2 separate regions of the Homo sapiens genome follow, and region 1 is linked to region 2. Evidence: chromatin contacts called from ENCODE Hi-C or POLR2A ChIA-PET data. All regions are on one chromosome and are shown on one strand. Each heading gives the region's core, a stretch centred on a gene start or an enhancer-like site at or near the end of the contact. The rest is flanking DNA. Distances are from core to core; before and after follow the strand shown.

The links. A loop is a pair of places that touch in the nucleus more often than their neighbours do. ChIA-PET counts read pairs that join two places held with the same protein, here RNA polymerase II (POLR2A). Pooled maps may share reads with other maps.
Region 1: a map of gastrocnemius medialis shows a loop between it and region 2 (8-fold over the local background). The contact joins two enhancer-like sites. A Hi-C loop is called at or near these places in 2 of 168 maps with a recorded cell type or tissue (endothelial cell of umbilical vein and gastrocnemius medialis) and 2 of 50 pooled maps. POLR2A ChIA-PET finds 5 or more read pairs at or near these places in 1 of 52 experiments (OCI-LY7).

The regions. Positions count from the first base shown.
Region 1 is chr2:236,987,653-236,992,196 of GRCh38, reverse strand. All of the region lies in intron 1 of COPS8-DT (COPS8 divergent transcript), which reads left to right. Among named protein-coding and RNA genes, the nearest start is that of COPS8-DT, 96 kb to the left of the region's middle. Within about 2 kb of position 3,068, at least 16 of the 41 ENCODE cell types and tissues checked have a DNase peak (open chromatin) inside an H3K27ac peak, as active enhancers do; they include gastrocnemius medialis, where a contact is called at or near this core.
Region 2 is chr2:236,817,907-236,822,230 of GRCh38, reverse strand. No RefSeq gene overlaps it. Among named protein-coding and RNA genes, the nearest start is that of ACKR3, 250 kb to the right of the region's middle. RefSeq lists an enhancer at 3,654-4,154. Within about 2 kb of position 1,275, at least 3 of the 41 ENCODE cell types and tissues checked have a DNase peak (open chromatin) inside an H3K27ac peak, as active enhancers do; they include gastrocnemius medialis, where a contact is called at or near this core.

The DNA of each region.
Region 1 (4,544 bases), core at 1,819-4,318, 170 kb before region 2:
TCCCCACAGAGGGACCAGCTACATCTGGCAAGGCTCTAGAAATAGAGAGAAAGCCAGCACACCTGAGCTGGGTGAGTCAGAGGTGAGGGTTGGGTGTGAGGTCAGAGAGGTAGGGAGAAGCTGAGGCCACTGGGGGACTTTGGGTTTTTCCCTGGTTGAGATGAGAAGCTCTTGGAGGAACTGGAGCCATGGAGTCCCATGATCTGATTCATGCTTTAACAGGATCTCTCGGGCTGCTGTGTTTAGAATAAACAGAAAGGTAGGGAGGTAGATTTAGGTAGCCTGGTTGGGAGGCAACCACAATGAAGTTCTAAGACCAGCAGAGAGTGTTCAATTTTTTTTTTGCTTTAACAAAAGGATTTTCATTCCGAAATGGATGTGACAAATAAGCAATAAAACATACGAAAAATACAAAATATACTCCAGGTAGAAGATGCTGGGTCTATTAGTCCATTCTCATGCTGCTATGAAGAAATACCCAAGACTGGGTAATTTATAAAAGAAAGAGGTTTAATTGACTCACATTTCTGCAGGGCCGGGGAGGCCTCAGGAAGCTTAAAATCATGGTGGAAGGGGAAGCTAACATCCTTCTTCACATGGCGTCAGCAAGAAGGGCAGAGTGAAGTGGGAGAAAATCTCCTTATAAAACCATCAGATCTCTTGAGAACTTACTCACTATCATGAGAAGAGCATGGCAGCTACCACCCCCATGATTCAGTTACCTCCCACCAGGTCCCTACCATGACACATGGGGATTATAGGAACTACAACTCGAGATGAGATTTGGGTAGGGACACAGCCAAACCATACCACTGGGTATCACAAGGCCACCCCAGGCTGACTGTGCACCCTACAATCCTAAGGGCACCGTTGCACACATGTTGGAGCTGTGCATGCAATGGCCCTGCTTGGGCTGGGGAATTAGCAGGAAATGAGGGGAAAGGGCTGGGACTCTGAATATGTTTGGAAGGTAAAGCCAACAGGCTGTCTAGCAAGATCCCTTTCACCGTGGAAACGGAATCATCTTTTGTCATTTACCTCATGTGGGTCCCCTTTGCAGAGCAGGTTCAGGGTAGGACTTTCATTTGGATTCTCAAGAACCAGCAGAAAGTCACCGAGTGCTGCCCTGTTTTTGTCATCAGTCATCAATCTCCCAAAAGCCTAGGGAAGACAATGTGGAGAATGAGCCCAGATGTATCTTTGGAGACAAGGTGCCCATTAATAGAATGTCATATTTAGTCAATGACATTGTAAGAATTTGTAAGTGTTTTCTGAAGGGAAAAACATTTTGTCTTTGATGGATTTTCTGTTTTACAGACATAATTAATCACATGTGTTAAGAAATCAATTTCTTTAATAGCAAAAATAATCTGTTTTGCCAACTGGAAACACCACTTTCATTTAAGAAACACTCTCCACCAGTTGATTGTACTTCTTGGCGCCAGAAGCAAGGATGCTGTCCGTGTGCTCAGATTATAATGATTTACTGAAGAAATATGAAGTTCTCAGACCAGCAGAGAGTGTTCAAATGCTTTTGCTTTAACAAAAGGATTCTCATTCATAAATACATGTCACAAATAAGTAACAAAATACAAATATACAATACACAAAATATACAATTGTATATTTTGTACAAAACAACTGTTTTCTAACTTCTGAGGAATAGACATTTTCTGAAGACTGTTGTGTGATAATCTAGAATCAAAGAATTTGAACTCATAGGCAGATGTTAACCTAGTCCCCTTCCCCTGCCCGCATGTTAGGACCCCTCTTCAATGTCCTCAGGAGATGGGCTTCTATGCCCTCTCCCAGCATGTCAGGGGAGGAAGAGGCTGACACGCTGCCTGCTGCTTCCTATCTGAATACGGGAAAGCTGGCTGCGGGAAAGCTCTGCTTATTGTGGATCTACCCTCTTGCCATTTCCCCATTGGCGCTGGTTAGGTCTTCTGGAATTAGAGTTCTTTTCTCAAAAAGGTGAAGCTGGCTATCAAGTCAGTACTAAAAAATCACTTTTCTGAGCCCCCACTTTCCTAATTCCATCAGCTGCAACAGGAATCCAGTCTTGGTGATTTGTTGTTGTTGTTGTTGTTGTTGAGACGGAGTCTCGCTCTGTCACCCAGGCTGGAGTGCAGTGGTGCGATCTCAGCTCACTGCAACTTCCGCCTCCAGGGTTCAAGCGATTCTCCTGCCTCAGCCTCCCGAGTAGCTGGGATTACAGATGTGTGTCACCACACCCAGCTAATTTTTGTATTTTTTTAGTAGAGATGGGGTTTCACCATGTTGGACAGGCTGGTCTCAAACTCCCGACCTCAGGTGATCCACCCACCTCGGCCTCCCAAAGTGCTGGGATTATAGGTGTGGGGCACCATGCCCGGCCTCAAAAAGGTGAAGGTGGTTATCAAGTCAGTACAAAGAATTCACTTTGCTGAGCCCACACTTTCCCCATTCCGTTAGCTGCAACAGGAATCTAGTTTTGGTGATTTCTTAAAGAAGCCACTTGAACCAAGGCACAGCATCCTAAAGTCGCATGGCCCCCACAGAGCTCACCACGTGCTTTCCACATCTACCCCAGGTTTCCAGAGGGAACGAGGGCTGGCACTTACTAAGAGTCACCTCCTTCTTGCCCTGGGGTTGGAGTGGGGTCACCTTAGGGGAAGAAGTCCTACTTCTCTGAAAACAGCGAAGGAACTAACACTTGGCTCACCCCGACTCAGCTGTGCAGGCTCTGTTGGAAGAGAAAACCCAGCATCCCTAATCCATCAGGGTCTGGAAGAAATCTCGCAAGAGAGAATGACTTGATTTTAAAATTCTGACTGCCTTTGTCATCCTCCTGCCAGGCCTGACCTTTTGCAGATATGCTTTTAATTAAGCAAGGGTTTTGCTTAGCCTCTTCCCACCTTCTTCAGTTTCCAGCGACTGTGCCAGATTGTTCAGTCAACTTCTTAAATTAACACGAGGGCTGCTGGTGCATTGGGGGCTTCGACAGGAGGCACCAGTGCCTGCCTTTCTGTGCTTGTCACAGCTGCTTCTCTGCAGACTGAGGTCCAGGGCGCTGGGGTGACAGACAGCACACAGCCACACCGGCCGGTCACAGGGAGGACCTTGCTGTGTGCTGCACATATTTGTGACCTGACCAATGACTGGCAGGCTGCATCCTGGACTGAACCTAGAAGACACGCCTCTGGGGTGAAGAGGGGTCAACAAAGCAGCTCGTGTTCCCTGCTCCAAAGGACGCAGCTGCAGAGTGTTTTGGTCATGGAGAATTGCTACCGTCCCCAACTCAGAACTTGGAACAGACTGTCTCGTCTCCAAAATACAAAATAAAAAAAAAAAGATCAACAGGAACCCAAAGAGAGGTGAGGAAAAGTGCAGTTGTGCAACAAGCCCGCTGTTCTTGCCATGAGGAAATGCTGAAGTCACTTAGAACTGATGACTGAAATGATTGTGGCAAGTGCTTTCTTGCCACACTGGGTAAGGGGGCATTTCCCTATTAAAGTCCCTTACCATTTTCTAAGGGGTGCAGTTTAAGGACGTCTTTCCGTAAAATACCCAATTGTACTAACTAAGCTTCCTTTTGGAGAGAACTGACCCTGCTTTTCTCCAAAGGTAAATATTGAATGTGACAGTGGGAGAAAATCATTCATTTCAAATTGTTATTGACACGCTCTGATAAACACTCGGCAAGCAAGAATCTGGTTTGAGATCCAGACACCCAAAGTCCTAGGCTGATCACTGTGTTCATCTCTAACATGTGTACCTGCAAACAGCAGTCTGTTACATGGGTTTCCTTGGAACTAGGAAGGCTGGCATCCTTCCAAAGGGCCACTGGCTCTAAGGTCCAGCTGCCCACTTGGTTCCAAAACCTTCTCTTGTGTCTAGAATGTTGGGAGATATCATGGCCTTCTTATGCCCATTGGCCAGCCCATTGGTTTAGAATGCACTTAACAAACAGAAATACAGACATGTTTGCTTCTAAGGTTTTAGGAATGAAATTCCCATTAGAGCTCACCTGAAATGGAGTGTTAAGTGCCTCCTTGCAGAAGGGTTGGTCCTACATTTGTCCTGTTGTGATGCATGCATTTGACACACAGCAAACGCCTAGGATCCTAGAATGTCACACCAGCAAGGCCCTAAGACATCACACTTCTTCTGATGACAAACCTACAGCCCAGGGTGTTATGTGACTGGCTCAAGGACTCACAACAAGTTGACCTCAAAGCTGCGCCCAGGCTCCTGGGCTGATAAGACCACACCCCCCATCCTGCCCTCCCAGGATCCTCCAGACCCTTTAATAGGAGGAGACGCTGACCTGGGCATTTGGAGAGACACAGTCTTCCTGGACTCGGGGTGGGAGGGGTAAGGGCAGTCACCGGGTCACTGACCCTCTTTACAGTCTCAGGAATTGTACCTGTTTAGGGTCCCTCAGTTTTGCAGCCAATGCCAAGGCAGGTGAGGAAAACAGTCCCTGCCTGCCGTGTGTTGCTGGGACACTTTGCCGCAGATGTCACCTTCGCTCTCCTTACTCACCTAATGCTGACAATGGC
Region 2 (4,324 bases), core at 26-2,525:
ATCTACCTTTGCCTACATTGCATTGTTTGCTGAATAGCCCACTACTCCAAAACTTAGTGGCACAGAACTGCAATAAACATGTATTATCTCACAAAGCCCAGGAATTCCAAAACAGCTCAGCTGGGGGTTCTGGCTCAGAGTCCCTCACAAGGTTTTAGTCAAGATGTCAGCTGGGGTTGAAGTCATCTGAAGGCTTGGCTGGGGCTGAGCAACTGACTTCCCATCTGTCTTACTCTCATGGCTGGTATAGAAGCCTATTTTTCCCTGGCTGTTGGCAGGAGGCCTCAGTTTCTCCACAATGAACCTTGCTGCAGAGCTACTTGAGCATCCTCACAACATGGCGGCTGGCTTCCCCCAGAGAGAGAGCAAAGTATAAGTCACAATGTCTCATATAGCCTGGCCTAGAAGTGGCACTTCATCAGTTCCCTGATGTCCTTTAGGCTACATGCAGCCCTATTCAGTGTTGGAGAGAACAACACCAAGGTATGAAAAGCAGGAGGAGAGGCTCATGGGGCCATATAAAAGGCTGGCAGCTGGTCCCTTCTCCTTCCTGGCTTCCTCAGCAATGCACTTTCCCCTTTATCTTTAGTCTGTCTCTGTCTATTGACTTCTTTGCCTAAACAAATAAGTATAATCAATATCTGCTAATATTGTAATAAAACACAGTGTTGACCCCATCTATCTGATTTCCTGAAGAGGTTCATTAGAAAGCCATCTCTACACCATCTGAGCCTACTCAGCTGCATTCATGTTCTAGCCCACCACAATCTCTCTTTGGACCCTGCTCTACCTCCAACACTCTTGCTGTGGTCACCAGTGAAGTCCTAATCGCCAAATCCAGTGAGCACCATGGCTTATGTGGCATCTCTGGAGAAAGAGACAGAGGTCATCTCTCCTTCCTTCCTACTTTCTCCCTCACCTTCTCAGAATCTTTCTTTCCCAGGTCGTCTCTGAATTCTGTCTCTTCTACATCCCCCTGGCTGTTCCTTCCTCTGCCATCTCTCTCAAGTTCTGGGATGTGCAGGGATCCCATCTTCAGTCTCTCCTCTCCCCTCTCTCCACCCAACACAACCAGAGGCTGAATCCCCAGGCACAGTGGTCAGGCAGACCTGGTTTGAATCAAGTCACCCTGACTGTCTGGGTGACCTTAGCTAAGTCACCTAACTCTCCACGTACCATGTTCCTTGTCTCTAAATGGAGAGCTTTGTGGAGACTGAGTGTGCTGATGGATGCCAGGACGGTGCTGAGCACAGCGCCAGAGGTGACAGATGCTCAACATCCCATGATCCTGCGTCAGGAAACTTCACTCGCTGGATTCAACACTTACTTGTAGCGGATTCTAATTTCACAAGTCACTAACTCAGGTACACAAACATTTCCCCATATCCCGACTTTGTATTTTGAGCCTCCATTACCGCCTGACGATTGAGAACTTAATCTAGTCTCTTCCAAGTAAACTCAGCCAGATCTGGTGATTTATTAGTATTTTCAGGATTAAACTCAGTCCAATTCAGGACCTTCCCTCCCCCCACTTCCAGAGCTCTTCTTCCAGGGTCACACCTGGGTTCAGTGCACACCTGACCCCATCATGGCATCAGAAGCCAATGTTTGACTCTTAGTCAATATCTGTGCATGCAGCTTCCATGTGTCCTGTTGTCTCCTCAGCCACGGTCACTTGCTGTCACCCGCTGAAATATGACCATCCAGGCTGGCCTGAGACTTCACTATCTCCCAGAGCTGACAGCAGCTGCGGTGTACCCTGTCACCACTTCTAATCCAGCTCCTGGGGGTGGGGGACACCTTCCTCCCAGACAGTACAGGTTTGCCAGCTGCTCCTCCTCAGATGACCTCCATGCCCTTTTTGGCCCCAGTGGGACCCATTTGCACCCCTGAGTGTCCAGGGGCTTCTGAGAGTCCCCACAGGTACATCTGCAAGGACTCCATGCCCACTGCTTCTCTGCCATTCTGGTGCCACATTGCATACCTGGCTTCTCTCCAAGACCTTCTGCTGCCCTGGCACCCCTTGGGAAGAAAGGCATGGGATCACGGCAGGCAGGATCTGCTGACGTAGGTGGATTCTTTTTTTTTGTTTTTTCTTTTGATCTCGGCTCACTGCAAGCTCTGCCTCCCGGGTTTACGCCATTCTCCTGCCTCAGCCTCCCGAGTAGCTGGGACTACAGGCGCCTGCCACCATGCCCGGCTAATTTTTTTTTTTTATTTTTAGTAGAGACGGGATTTCACTGTGTTAGCCAGGACGGTCTCGATCTCCTGACCTCGTGATCTGCCTGCCTTGGCCTCCTGAAGTATTGGGATTACAGGCGTGAGCCACTGCGCCCAGCCCGTAGGTGGATTCTTACTGCTGCCCACCACCCCTGGTACTCAGCCAGATGAGGTCTGGTAGAGTGCGGGCCCTAAAACAAGTCTCTGCCTCTCTAATGTCTCTCTCAGCTGGCTGCTTCTGCCGCCCTGCTGGTTATGAGTGGTGCTTGTCTGGACACTCACGGAACAGATGGGGCGTCCACTGCTGTTTTCTGCAAAGAATTTGGCTGCACATCCAAGCCACTCCCCGCCTTGTTCTTTTTTTTTTTTTAAATTGAAACCAAAAAGTCCACAAACTCACCTGGTTTCTCTGTTCTTAATTCTCTTCCCACATGGGGCAATGCCGGAGAAATGTCTTCCAGCCTGACAGGGGAATCGCAGGGTTAAGTTATGTGTGTGACCAACACGTGGGTTCATTCTGCACCCCATGCTGCCTGAGTGCAGACACCATATCTATCCAGTGCCCTTGGCTGCTCCATGTGAGCACTGACCATGGCCACCTGGACACCTCCAAGATGCCCAGCAGGAACACCAGGGTCACCCACACGTGGCCCACTCCTCAGGCCTGCCGTGTCCTCACCTTCCATCCCTCGGGGCCACCTGCCCTGCACGCTCACATTTGCACATTACTCTCTCTATACATACATTTTATTCTCAATGTCCAGCCAATTTCAATACCACAACTTCCCGCCTCTAAACCACAAAACACCTTCCCACAAAGAGCTGAGACAAGCCTCCTGGTCCCTGCTTTGTTGACAACCAATCCTTGTGGCCCTGTATGGTAGGTGTCCAGTAGAACTGGCCGTATAATTTAGGGAAAAAACCTAGAATTTAGCCCAGACACAGCCATTACATTACTCAAGAGATTTTTTTCCAAGATGGAAATTTATCTGGGTCTACAATGCTTTAATTTCCCTCTTGGCATCTACCTCCCATGAATAAATCAGGTCATGCATTTCCTGAAAGTTTTCATGATTGATTTGCCCCACAGGCTGCCGTCCTTGGGTGCTGGGTTACTTCTCAGCTGCAGTGTGGGCCCCCAAGTCCCAGGGTGAGCAACTCCACCCTCCACGGGGTGGTGAGGGTCTGAGCTGATGGATGGGCTGGGTTTCAGCTCTGACTCTAGGTCTGGAATTCGGCATTCCCGGGGGACCCAGCTTTCAGGAAAAGTCATTTCTTGCCTTATTGATGCTCCAGGAGGTCAGGTTATTTGACTTTTGACATCCTTTTCCTCCTCGTGAGATGTTATGATTAGACATTCTCTTATCAGCTGATCTAATGTAAAGAGCCGGGTGGGAAAGAGGAGCGTAGGAAGTGGAGCTCGTGCCAAAAGCCTGACGCTTGTGATCAGCATGAGCTCCCTGAGGAGGGACCGATGCTATTCTCAGTCATGACCAAAGTTACACCAGGCATGCGGTGCTCCCAGCAGGGTGCTGCCGGGGTAGCCTCTGGGACGCACCTGTCCTCACTGCTCACCTTCCTGAGTCAGGGCTGCCTGGGAAGCAGTGGCTCTCCTGAGTTGGCATCTTTGCTGCTCTCCTTTGAGTGCTCACCTGGGTGACTCTGGAGCACACTGAAGCCCGAGAGCTGGGTCTGGAGCCTTCCAAGATGCCCCGTCACCCCTCCAGGACACGTGGCTGTCTCTGTCCAGAGAGCCACACACCCAGGCCTGGCCCTGTGTGCCATCAGGAGGTGAGTTTAGCTCTTCCCAAGGCCCTTCCCGGTCCCATCTGCCAGGACAGTGCTGCTGTTGGTCCCTGCCCTGGATGAAGAACTTGGGTATCACCTGGCACCCATCGGGATTCTCCCTTTATCAACCCACAAGCACAGCCTCTATGACTGCACACCTAACAAGCCTGGTGCCCACGTGTGACCTGTGGTCTCTACGCTCTCCAGTCTTCACCATCTCATAAAGAAACTCTGGCTCCAGCCCCCCTTCCCTGGCACTCACACCCAAATGCAGGGCTCTCCTGGAATCCTCCCATCCCACTCAACGCACCCTCTC